2 separate regions of the Homo sapiens genome follow, and region 2 is linked to region 1. The links are chromatin loops, found by intact Hi-C in ENCODE. Cell type or tissue: PC-3. All regions are shown on one strand. Links, peaks and the distances in the headings refer to the core of each region. The heading gives the core; the rest is flanking DNA. Region 1 overlaps PITPNM2 (phosphatidylinositol transfer protein membrane associated 2). Region 2 overlaps PITPNM2 (phosphatidylinositol transfer protein membrane associated 2).

Region 1 (5,364 bases), core at 155-5,154:
GTAGAACATGATACTTTTTTAAAAAAAGATCACGTAGAACATGATACTTTTTTTAAAAAAGATTAAATTTAATTTTTACTTTAAAAATTCATGTAGAACATGATACTTTTTTAAAAAAAGATTATTACTACTCTGTACATGTCTGTTTGTATGAAGAGTGTGGAATAAACGTTGACTGAATGCTGGAGAGGGTTCCATCAGATGGATGGAATTTGTGGGCAACTTTTACCTGCACTTTATTACCTGATGTTTCAGAAGGCAGCAGCTGTAGCATTTGAGTGGTGTGTGTGTAAACAGACAGAGAAGGGCTGGTAGTGTTGTGATTAAAATAAAACAATCAGCTAGACCTTCTGCCACCTGTTAGCTGTGACAGTGGGCAAATTGCTTAATCCTTTGATCTTTCATTTTGTCTTCTGGGGGTAAGAACCACCCCTGCCCAGCTGGGGTGTCTGTAGATTAAATGAGGTGATGCACATGAAGTGCTCAGCCCTGTTCCAACCAGTGTTCAACTAGCAAGAGTGAACAACAAGGTGGCACTGCTGTCCCTAGCAGGGTCTGGAAGGCGGGTCCCTGAGATATAGGGCCTGTGGGCTTCCTGGTAGGGCTGCCTACCCCCAGGTGCAGACAATAAACCTAGGCCTGAAGGAGGAGCAGCCCTGCTGTGGTGCTGGTTGGCCTTACAGCCAGGCACGGACCTACTGGGGTGAGATAGGGTCCTCCTCACTTTCTCCCTGGTTGAGCTGAGGCCAGGGAGCATGGCAGACCCTCCCGTATCAGAGCAGTGTGACTTGTGTGTCTGCCTCTCCCTGGAGCCCCCTTGGCCCGAAGCTGAACCCTCCTCACTCAGACAATTTCATTACACCCAGTCCGGCTGCCTGGGTGCTAGCGAGACAGACACACATTTCATCTCGTCTCTGCCGGAGTCGTGACGGGTTAGACAGAATTATGTTTTACTGCTGTCTGCAGGGCATCTTTTGGGGCCTGGCACAGACAGAGAAAAAAAAACACATACAGGTCTCCAGAGGCCCTTCAGGGAGGAAGGCCAGGCAAGGGGTCTGGGTGGTCGCCCACATGCACAGCCCACATGGCTCTGCTCCAGGGATGACAGGGACCCTTCCCTGGGCTTCAAATGTGGCACCTGGGCCCTGGCCTTAGAAAAGTCTTCAGGTTCCAGACCCTGGCATTCACGACCCTAGAAAGAACCCCCAGCCCCATGTTCACTGATGTCTTTGAGTAAACACCTGGCCAGACCGTGTCAGAGTGGGGCCACTCAGGGAGGCCATGGAGCAAGAGACCAGCCGTGGGCAAGGCGCGAGGTGCAGGATGCATCCAGACCAGGGTTCCAGGCACAGGCAGACGACCAAGAAGAGCTGTGAGGGATGTCACCCAAAGAATCAAGGGCATGGCTTCCCACCAAGACACAGAGCACCAGCTGGGCCTCCCAGGCTGGAGCCCAAAGATCTTCCTGAACCTCCCAGGGAGTAGAGGAGAAAAGTGACACAGAAAGAGCTTCAGATTCATGAGGCAGGGGTGGCCAGGCTGGAGGCATGTGATGAAGACTTAAAGTGGATTACTGGGGTTTGGCCCAGGACGAGGCGACGTGGACAGCTCCTTTAAGCGGAGGCCATGAGACACCCTGACTGGGAGGGGAAGCACGAGAATTGTGTTTATAGAACTTAATCTGTTTTTCCATGATTAGCAGGGGTCTGACGTCACAGATGGAATTTAGTGAGGCTGTGCAAAGTTAAGGGGGGATGGAATCCATCCCAACGCAGTTCAGCTGCATTCTGGTTACTAAGTCTGGAAGCTACTCCAAGCCAAGCCAGCGGGAGCCCCGGTTTTTGCAGTAGTGGGAAGCGAGGGAGCCACCGGCAGGTCTGGGGGCCTGGGACTCAGGACTGTGGGTATCCATAACCTCCTTCTGCCTCCCTTGAGTCCCTCTCCTCTTGCTCTAAGAGAGCTTCCTTCTGCTCTCTGCTTCCCAAACCTACTGGTTCCCAATCAGGAGCTGAAGCAGGCAATGGTAAAAGTACTTCCTCTCCAGATGCAGCCAGACAAGGCTCCCCAGGCCTCCCCTAACCATCTATGTGTATCCAGGGACCCAAAGCTCTGGATGAATGGGAGGCAGCACAGACGGATAAGGGGCTGTTCTTTGTCCAGCAACCATCCCCTTATGCCTGGGCTGGGGTTGCAGGAGTGTGTGGCTGCTCTGAAGGTGTGTGTTATGAGGTTAGCACTGATCAGCTGCCTCTCTGTGTCCTGGAGCTGAAAGCAGGAGAGGTCACAGACCCACAGAATCGTCCAATCCCTGCCCCAGAGTAGTTCCACCTTTATGTGTTAGACACTGGGCTTCCAGCAGAGATTTCTTTTGAAGAAAGGATTTCTGGGCTAAGAAACAAGCAGAGGACCCTGCTGCAGGCCAACCCTCCCCTTACAAATGAGGAGACTAAGGCTCAGGAAGCAGGCAGAGAGCTGGGTTGGGAACCAGGACCCTGACTCCCAGCTTCTCCCTCCACCCAGCCACAAACTCCCAGGCATTAGAGGAGAAAAGTGACACAGAAAGAGCTTCAGGTTCATGAGGCAGGGGTGGCCAGGCTGGAAGGGCAAGGACCAAGGAGACTTTGAGCAGGAGGACACAGCTCCTACCCCCACCCCCCACAGATTCCTTGACACCTTTAAGCAGGACCTGACTCCTTCCTCTAACGCTGGCCTGGGCAGTGAAGAGGGGGTCCCAGAGAGCTTTAAAGCCCTGGGCACTGCGGCAGTTACCCCAAATCCCACAGAAAGTCATAAATCTCACCATTGTACACCTGGAGTGCCAAGCTGGGGCAACTGCCAAGCCACTGCAGGAGTTGGTCACCAGATCCCACAGCACAGCGGCCACCTGGGGGCACCGTGGGGCTTGCAGTGCTCTGCAGCTCCAGGAGCAGGAGTGGGATGTTAGAGTTAAGTTATGAGGCATCGCTATGTAATGCCTCAACCCAAACAACAGACCCAGGGAAGCAGTGGTACAGACCACAGAGCAGGCTCCGAGAGGGCGCATCCTGCTCAAGGACTGCGGCAAGGCAAGGGGGCCCTGTTTTTATGACTCCTCCTCCCTGGCTGTGGCTATCAGCATGGCAACCTCAGTTGGGTGGAAACGGGCACAAATGTGCATGTGAGGAAATAAGCTTGAAACTCAGAGCCTCCAAGATGATAAGCATGGCATGAAGGAGAATTATTTGGAACTCACCTCCTACCCTGGTCCTCTAGGGACCCTGCTGGTCACAGAGCTACTACCACCACCACACTGGCCTCCAGGGTTGGTGCTCCCCTAATTTAACACTGAGTATGGCTGAAATAAGACTGGGCCCTTAAACAAAATGCCACGGGAGGCTTAGATGTGACAACAGAAACAAGCCCAGAGGGGACCTTGGCCCCAGCAGTTAGGGTCTAAGCTGTGGCTACAAAATCGTAGGCTGGGGTTTGCTCAGGGGCCTTCCTTTCTCACTCCTGGTCACCTCCCTGAGGCCACCACCATTTCAGCAGCAGCACCCAGACCATCCTCCTACATAAGAAGTGCCAGGGCTTTTCAGGAGGCCACTGGCCTTAGAAATGGCCAGTCCTTTAGGGGTGAAAGGTCTCAGCTTCTGGGGCATGCAGAAGGGAGGGCCCCCTGAGATGCTTAGAGGCTGAGAGCCTGTTGGCAGAGAGCTGGCTGTGCTGCAGGCCCTGTCCCAAAGCAAAACTCAGCTCAATCAATTCTCCAGGGAAATCAGAGCTTTCCGGAACCATCCAAGACACCAGAGTTGATAAGAGGCACTGCTGAGATTTTCACCTGGGTTACTCCTGAACTGGTGATAAGCCCTTGTGATGACAGAGTAGATACATAATGAGAATACAAAGGCCCCTGAGTGCTTACTCCTCTGGGCCAGCCTTCAAAACTCTGACAGGACACTCCAGGAGGGCACAGCTCCTGCAGTCCTACTTCAGTGATTCAGTTCCTTCACTATTTCCCACTCCTGATTTTATACCTTCTCTCCATCTTGAGTCTTCGTTACTTTTTTATCATTAATTTTTTTGGAGATGGAGTCTCACTCTTTACCCAGGCTAGATAGAACACAGTGGCGTGATCTTAGCTCACTGCAGCCTCCAACTCCTGGGCTCAAGCGATCTTCCTGCCTCAGCCTCCTTAAGTAGCTGGGACCACAGGCATGTGTACCATGCCTGGCTCCAGTCTTCTTTGTTTCCTCAAATTCCCATCATCAAATGGACCAACCCATTGCACCAATCCACTAGCTGCTGTTGCAATGCATGGACGGCTCTGCTCCTACTGAAGGCCAACTCTCTGTCACTGGGGCCCATGCCCTCTTGTCATTCAGGGACCTTCTCCCGAAATGCTCCCCTCTCTTGTCTCCCTAATGGACCTCCTCATTCACCATCAGCATTCAAACATGCAAGTTATAGCTCCCATATATCTGCAAAACCAAAACAAAACAACATGCCACAGCCCCCCTCAACTCTACCTCCTTGGCACCATCCCGCTTCTTTGATCCCCTTTATAGCAAATCCTCCTCAAGCTTAGCTATACTTGCTGTTTCCATTGTCTCACCTCCTGATCTCTTTCCAACCCACTTTGACCACCCCCACTCCACTGAGACCATATTGGTCAAGGTCACAAATGACCTCCATGTGGCTAAGTCGGCAGACAATTCTCATCAAATTCAGTCTTTCCTTAATTCCTGCATTTAACACAAATGGATTGAATGTTGGCTGCAGATGCCTCCCCATGGCTTGTGAGCAGGTGGGCACAACGCTGGGACTGAGTTTTTCCCTGGACAAGGTTCTCCTCTTTACTTGGCCAACATACCTCCCAATAAACTTCCACTTGGAGCCCACCATGTGCAAGATTCCAGCACTGAGGCTGTCAGCCAACTTACTCGGGTGCCTGTTAGTTATCAGCTGCAAATTATGAATTTTTGTTGCTCCAAAACAACAGCTGGTATTGTGCAGCCTGCAAGGAGCGCTGTGGGGCTAACCTCAAGTCCAGAGAGGCACAAACGCCATGCTGGAGTCTCAGTAGCCAGTGTCAGTAGCCAGTGTCCCTAGTCCTGTCTCCTTAAGCCCACCCTACTCATGGTACCAAAGGCGCACCAGCCCACCACTCTGAGCCCCCGTGACTCCTTCTGCAATAGCTATGGCTGAGTGGGGTACAGACCCAGCCGTCCCTGGGTGTCCCAGCGAGGGTGTCACAGCCCTTTAGCTCAGAGAAATTGCCCACAGCTCTCTGTGTCGCCTAAGACAGGGTTTCCCAAACTTGCCACATTACAACAGTCAACTCCTTAAAGACACAGATGCCAGGGCAGCTAACAGTCAGAGACTTAG
Region 2 (5,364 bases), core at 48-5,047, 52 kb after region 1:
AGATGTAAAAGCACCCTTTAAAAATGCACTTGTGATCCATGGATGTGTGGATTGACAAAATGTGGTCTTATACACACAGTGGAAGATGATTGCACCATGAGAAGGAATGAAGCTCAGATGCATGCTCCTACATGAACTTGAAATCATGATGCTCAGTGGAAGAAACCAGACACAAAATGCCACATGGTGTGTCACTCCGTTCATAAGAAATGTCCATGATAGGCAAATCCAGAGATAGAAAGTAGATTAGTGGTTGCCAGGGGCTGGGGGTTTGGGGACAAATGAGGGATAACATCCATCGAGGAGCTCATTTTTGGTGTGATGAAAATGTTTTTTTAAAAAAACCTTTATTTATTTTTACACATTGTAAGAGAATAGAAGAAAATGTTCTAAAATTAACTGTGGTGTTCATTATACAACTCTGTGAACATACTAGAAACCATTGAATTGTACACTTTCAATGGGTGAATTGTATGGTATGTGAACTATATCTCAATAGAGCTGTTATTTAAAAATACACACACGCACACACACACACGCGCACACACACACACACCTTGAAATAATCATCTGTAATCAACAGAGTCTGGCCGCTGCAGTGGAGCCACCCCCTGCTCCTGAGCCCCTTCCTCCTGCCACTCGGCAGCCCCTCCAGAGCCAACCTCCCACTCCCCTCAACCTGAAGTACTGACTCTGGGGGCCAGCCCTGGGAGGGAGAACAAGCAAAAGATTCAGCCCCTATCCCAAACTCTGAGGATGGAGCTAGAGGCCACAGAAGACAGGCTGTTGCAGCCCAGGAGAGACTGCTCTTCCATGGCTTTAATACCTCCAACCCTGAGACCAGAAGCCACAAGACACCAACATTCAGTTGGTTTGTGAATGACTGTGAGGAACCTGGAGTCTATGGAAGGACACAGAGCCAGGAGGCCTGGGCCAGAGCCCAACACCACCAGAACCCCCTGGGCAGAGGCATCCCCACCCACACTCTTAGGATCAGCCCCCTCATCTCAGGGACAAAGCTGGGGATCCCAGTGAGAGGCCCCTCAGGCTGGGCTCGGAGGCTGCGGCTGGCCCAGTGCAGCAGGCCTGGGGATGCTATGTGGCTGTGAGAAAGGCCTGGTTAGGGGCCACATGGACACAAAGCATCGTCAAACACTCCAGGTGTCACTGGGCCATGGCAGCTGCTTCTCTTGTGGCACTGCTGGCTTGGCCAACAGAGCCAGGTGACACATTTCAGGAATACTTGTCTTATTTGAGCCTCACCAGTACAGGGCTGGCTGTAGACTTAAAAGGGGCTGACCAAGGTGACAGGTCTGCCAGCCAGAGGAATGGAACTCAAGTGGTGCAGGGGATCCCAGAACACCAGGAAGCCAGTCCAAGGCTCTCAGAGAGCTCAGGCAGGCTCCTGGGAGGTGACTCCGGCTGACCTCGGAAAGGCCCCATGTCTTCACCCAGCAGGCTGAAGCGGAGCCCAGCCAAGGCCTGTGATCCTGTGCTTCCTGCCAGGCTTGTCCTCCGGCGCATCAGGCTCACCCACAATGCCATGGAAGTCTCCATCATCTGCTCTGCCCCAGGAAAGCGGACTTAGTCCTCTGGGGACGTTACCCAAATAGCTGCCTCCAACTCTGGCCATAAAGCCAGGAACTTGGGAAGCTGGTAATTGGAGAAACTCTTCTCCTCCCCCACAGGACCATAAATTACCGTCCTCCATCTGCACAGATGCATCAAAGGCCCAGACAGCCTTCTCCGAAACCAAGCACAGGCAGTGGGGTGGGGTCCCTCCACCTCCTAGAAGCAGCTCCCAGGTGGGGCCGAGGGCAGGGAAGGCCAGGTTCCCATCTAAGAATCGAAGGCCTTGGACTGACCGACCTCCTGGCTCTGACCCCACGTCTGACTCATAGTTGGGAACAAACATCACATCTACCCCCAGGGCAAGACTGCAGCCACACAACCTCTCCTTTCTTCACTCTATTTATCAGTACACCCTCGCAGAACCACAGACACGTGAAAATATTTATATGATCAGATTAACTTCTGGGCTTCGTGGCGCACTGAAGCAAGCATGTTTATCCTTCCCTCATACAACACTTTTTCTTTGGTCACTTCTTTTTCGGGGCACTGGGGCTCACAGCACGGCAGTGCGTCCACATTAGGGTGGCTGCTGGGGATCCAAGACTCTCCACTCCACCATCCTTGCACAGCAGGCTGATTCAGGGCTTGGAACGTGGTGAGGGGGCCCAGGGGAATGGGCTGCTCCCCTGGGGAGTCGGTTATCTCTGCTCCAGACCCTGGCTTTTGGCAGTAGCCAAGCTTGCTGGACAGTCGCCCCTGTGGTGACAGGGAGAGCTAAGCAAATCAGAACCGATGGCCCTGTGCTGGGCACAGATCCCGCTTGGCAGCCCCTGCTGACGATTGCTCTGCGCTGCCATCTTTAGAAACAATCATTTCTTGGGCGTGCACCCACATGTGTACATCTCGATTTTACAGGCTCTGTTAAAGCGCAAAGATCTTTCAGGTACTCAACAAAGCAAGATGTCGTGATGTTGCCACCAGCCTGCCCCCTCCTCCCCCCGCCTCCGACCTGTCACCCAGATGAAGTGAGACGAAGTGTCTTCCAATACACACATCGGAGTGTGTCACTTCTCTGAGTAAAGGCCCTCAACGCTCCCCTTGGGTTTCAAGGCGACATCTAAGCTCCTTAACTAGGGCACGAGGCCCCCAACCTGGTCCTCCCTGCAGCTCAGCCCCAGCCAGACTCTCACAGACAGGAGCCCATGGGGCTCCTCCTGCCTCGGGGCCATTGTGAAGGCGGTTCCCTCTACCAGGAAGACTCTCCCTTGTTTACACGCAACCCTGCCTCCTGTGTCGTGTGAACTCAGCACCCCACAGGATCTAAACCAAGCGTCAGCACCTGAGGCTCCCTTCATGGGCTCCACGCCCCAGTGGCAGACCCCCCCAACCCCACTTCCACAAGGCTTGGCACTATCGTAAGGATCATCACCGCCCATGACTGATGCCTGTGATGGCCTGAGAGCTCCTTGAGAGTGGGGGCTGGAATTGATTCACTTCTGCAGCCCTGTAGCTCAGAGCCCACACTCAGGGCTGAATGATGGATCCATACACATGTCGCCTGCTCAGGGAGCCAAAGTGGCCCCGTGGCTTGTCCCCTGAAGCCCTAAAGCACCAGGAATACATTGGGAATTGGGACAGGGGGACAGACCCCTCCTTTGAGGGACTAGCCCCGCTCCCATGTGATGGCAGCTCAATCTCCATCTGTAGCCAGCAAGCACACCCAGGCACCATTTATTTACGCAATATTAACACATGCCCTGCTTGCATGCCCCAGCTCTTGGCCCTGGTTAAATGAGGCCACAGAAGAGGAATGGGCTCGCGGGAAGCCACTTCCCATGATTGGTGACTGCACAGCAACCATATTTTATTCACGGTGAGTTCCTGGGATTCTTGCCAGCTTACCGACTTCAATCCTTTTCCATGAAAAGTGTGTCTTGGGCATGCGTTCTGTTCCTCACCCAATGCCAGAATCTGCTTCTAGCTAGGAAGAGGCAGTGGGAAGATGGGGAGGGGGGCGAGGAATGAGAGAGAACCCAAAAGGACATGGAGAAGGAAGAAAGAGGGAGGAAGGTGTGAGGAAGGAGCAGAGAGGAACAGGGAAGGAGACAGCCACAGGCCCGGGGGCATCTGGAATCCCTCCCCCTGCACCACTAGCCTAAACAAGGGTCCCAACACCAGCCAGCCTGGGCTGAGCAGTGAGGACCTGGAACCAGAAGACAAAGCTGTACTCTTGTCAAGAGGAGGGATCCAGGCAGGGCAGAAGCAGAAAAAAGACACAGGAAGGTGGCTTGTGGAAGTCAGGAGCCACCCAGCAGGATGGCAGGCTGGCCATAGAATCCTCCAGGCCCAGCAGGTCTCCCCGGCCCCTCTGCAGCAAAAACGAGGCCCAGGGAAGCTAGAGGAACTAAAGGATGCTGGACTGGTGCCACTGTGCTTAGTGCAACACAGCTGTCCCCAGGACTCCCCAGAGTGGGGCCACCCTGCCATCTCTCTTTATTTTTATTATTATTTATTTATTTATTTATTTTTAATTTATTTTTTTGGTATGGAGTCTCGCTCTTGTCGCCCAGGTTTGAGTGCAGTGGCACGATCTTGGCTTGCTGCAACCTCTTCCTCCTGGGTTCAAGTGATTCTCCTGCCTCAGCCTCCTGAGTAGCTGGGATTACAGGCGCCCACCACCACGCCCAGCTAATTTTTGTACTTTTAGTAGAGACGGGGTTTTGCCATGTTGGCCAGGCTGGTCTCGAACTCCTGACCTCAGGTGATCCACCTGCCTTGGCCTCCCAAAGTGCTGGGATTACAGGCATGAGCCACCGCGCCCGGCCTGCCATCTCCCTTTTATTAGTGATTGCAAAGTGCTAAGGGGGAAAGACTTTCAGCAGCCCACTTTTCTGCACAGTCCTCAAGAGGCCAGCACCTCCTTTCCTCTCCTTGGCAGACCCTCCCTCGCTCCTCTACCCTCGACCCCACAGGCACAAGTGAGCTGTGGCTGGGAGTCAGGAAGGGAGATTGTCTTTCTTAAGGCACGCACATGCTCAGCAGTGATGGCATGGATGGGGAGGGGTTCCAGCAGACTTATTTATAGCCAAGCAGCCTGTCCGCACGCTCTCCAGTGCAGCCTGCCTCACTTGCCTGCCTGCCTGCCTTCCTTGCCTGCCTGTCTGCCTTCCACTGGGGTTTTTCAATCTGTGCCTATATTTATCGCCCAAAGCCGCTGGGATAATGGCAAGGCCAGAAATAGCCTTGAAGACATTCACGTGAAGATGACGGGCAGGTCCCCAGCTCCTGGGCTGACCTCGCCCCTACATCTGCCACTTGGCAGTGGGTATGAGGAACAGCTGGACAGAGCTCGGAAAGCGGCTGCAGCCAGATGGGAACAACATAATCCTCCTTTCTCTGCTGGCCTTGGCCCTCTGTAGTGATGCAGGGGACATGTCGAAAATGATACATCACAGCCGCCAGGCCACAGGGAGACCAAAGGTGACAGAGATTCCTGACGTCAGTGTGCTAATCAGAGCAGACAGTCCAGAGAAAGAGAGAAGAATCAAAGGCAGCAGCACAGCCTCACAGAAAGCAGGTCACCCCCAGCACCCAGGTTGCAGGGAGATGCTCTCCTGCCTGGCTTCTTGCACCTGTACAACGGAATCATGGGCCCATTTCCCATTTCTGTCCTCTGGGATGAGCGCTGGCCCACAGGCTCTGGGAGATGCTCTCAAGGGAACAAGGATTTGGGTCCTAAAGAGGCCTGGAATGGGTTGGGGCTCATGGGAGGAGGAAGAAGGTGCCAGATGT

Evidence for each region. Hi-C counts contacts between places; a loop is a spot of excess contacts. Peaks named below come from ENCODE experiments on the same cell type or tissue, not always from the same donor. Only the 100,000 strongest peaks of a DNase experiment are listed, where the experiment ranks them.
Region 2: it touches region 1 in a loop (4-fold over the local background); 11 of 110 quality-filtered maps call a loop at or near these places.

Annotation. Positions count from the first base shown.
Region 1 is chr12:123,040,740-123,046,103 of GRCh38, forward strand. The region is part of intron 2 of PITPNM2 (phosphatidylinositol transfer protein membrane associated 2); the gene reads right to left. Among named protein-coding and RNA genes, the nearest start is that of MIR4304, 33 kb to the left of the region's middle. RefSeq lists an enhancer at 2,811-3,390. In PC-3, for the core only: a CTCF peak has its summit at 2,880 (motif pointing right); a DNase peak (open chromatin) is centred at 2,952; H3K27ac peaks cover 437 bases.
Region 2 is chr12:123,092,946-123,098,309 of GRCh38, forward strand. The region is part of intron 2 of PITPNM2 (phosphatidylinositol transfer protein membrane associated 2); the gene reads right to left. Among named protein-coding and RNA genes, the nearest start is that of PITPNM2-AS1, 14 kb to the left of the region's middle. RefSeq lists enhancers at 1-222, 1,603-2,166, 1,757-2,051, 2,167-2,730, 3,363-4,328. In PC-3, for the core only: no CTCF peak of the experiment used is centred there; a DNase peak (open chromatin) is centred at 1,936; H3K4me3 peaks cover 412 bases; H3K27ac peaks cover 1,280 bases.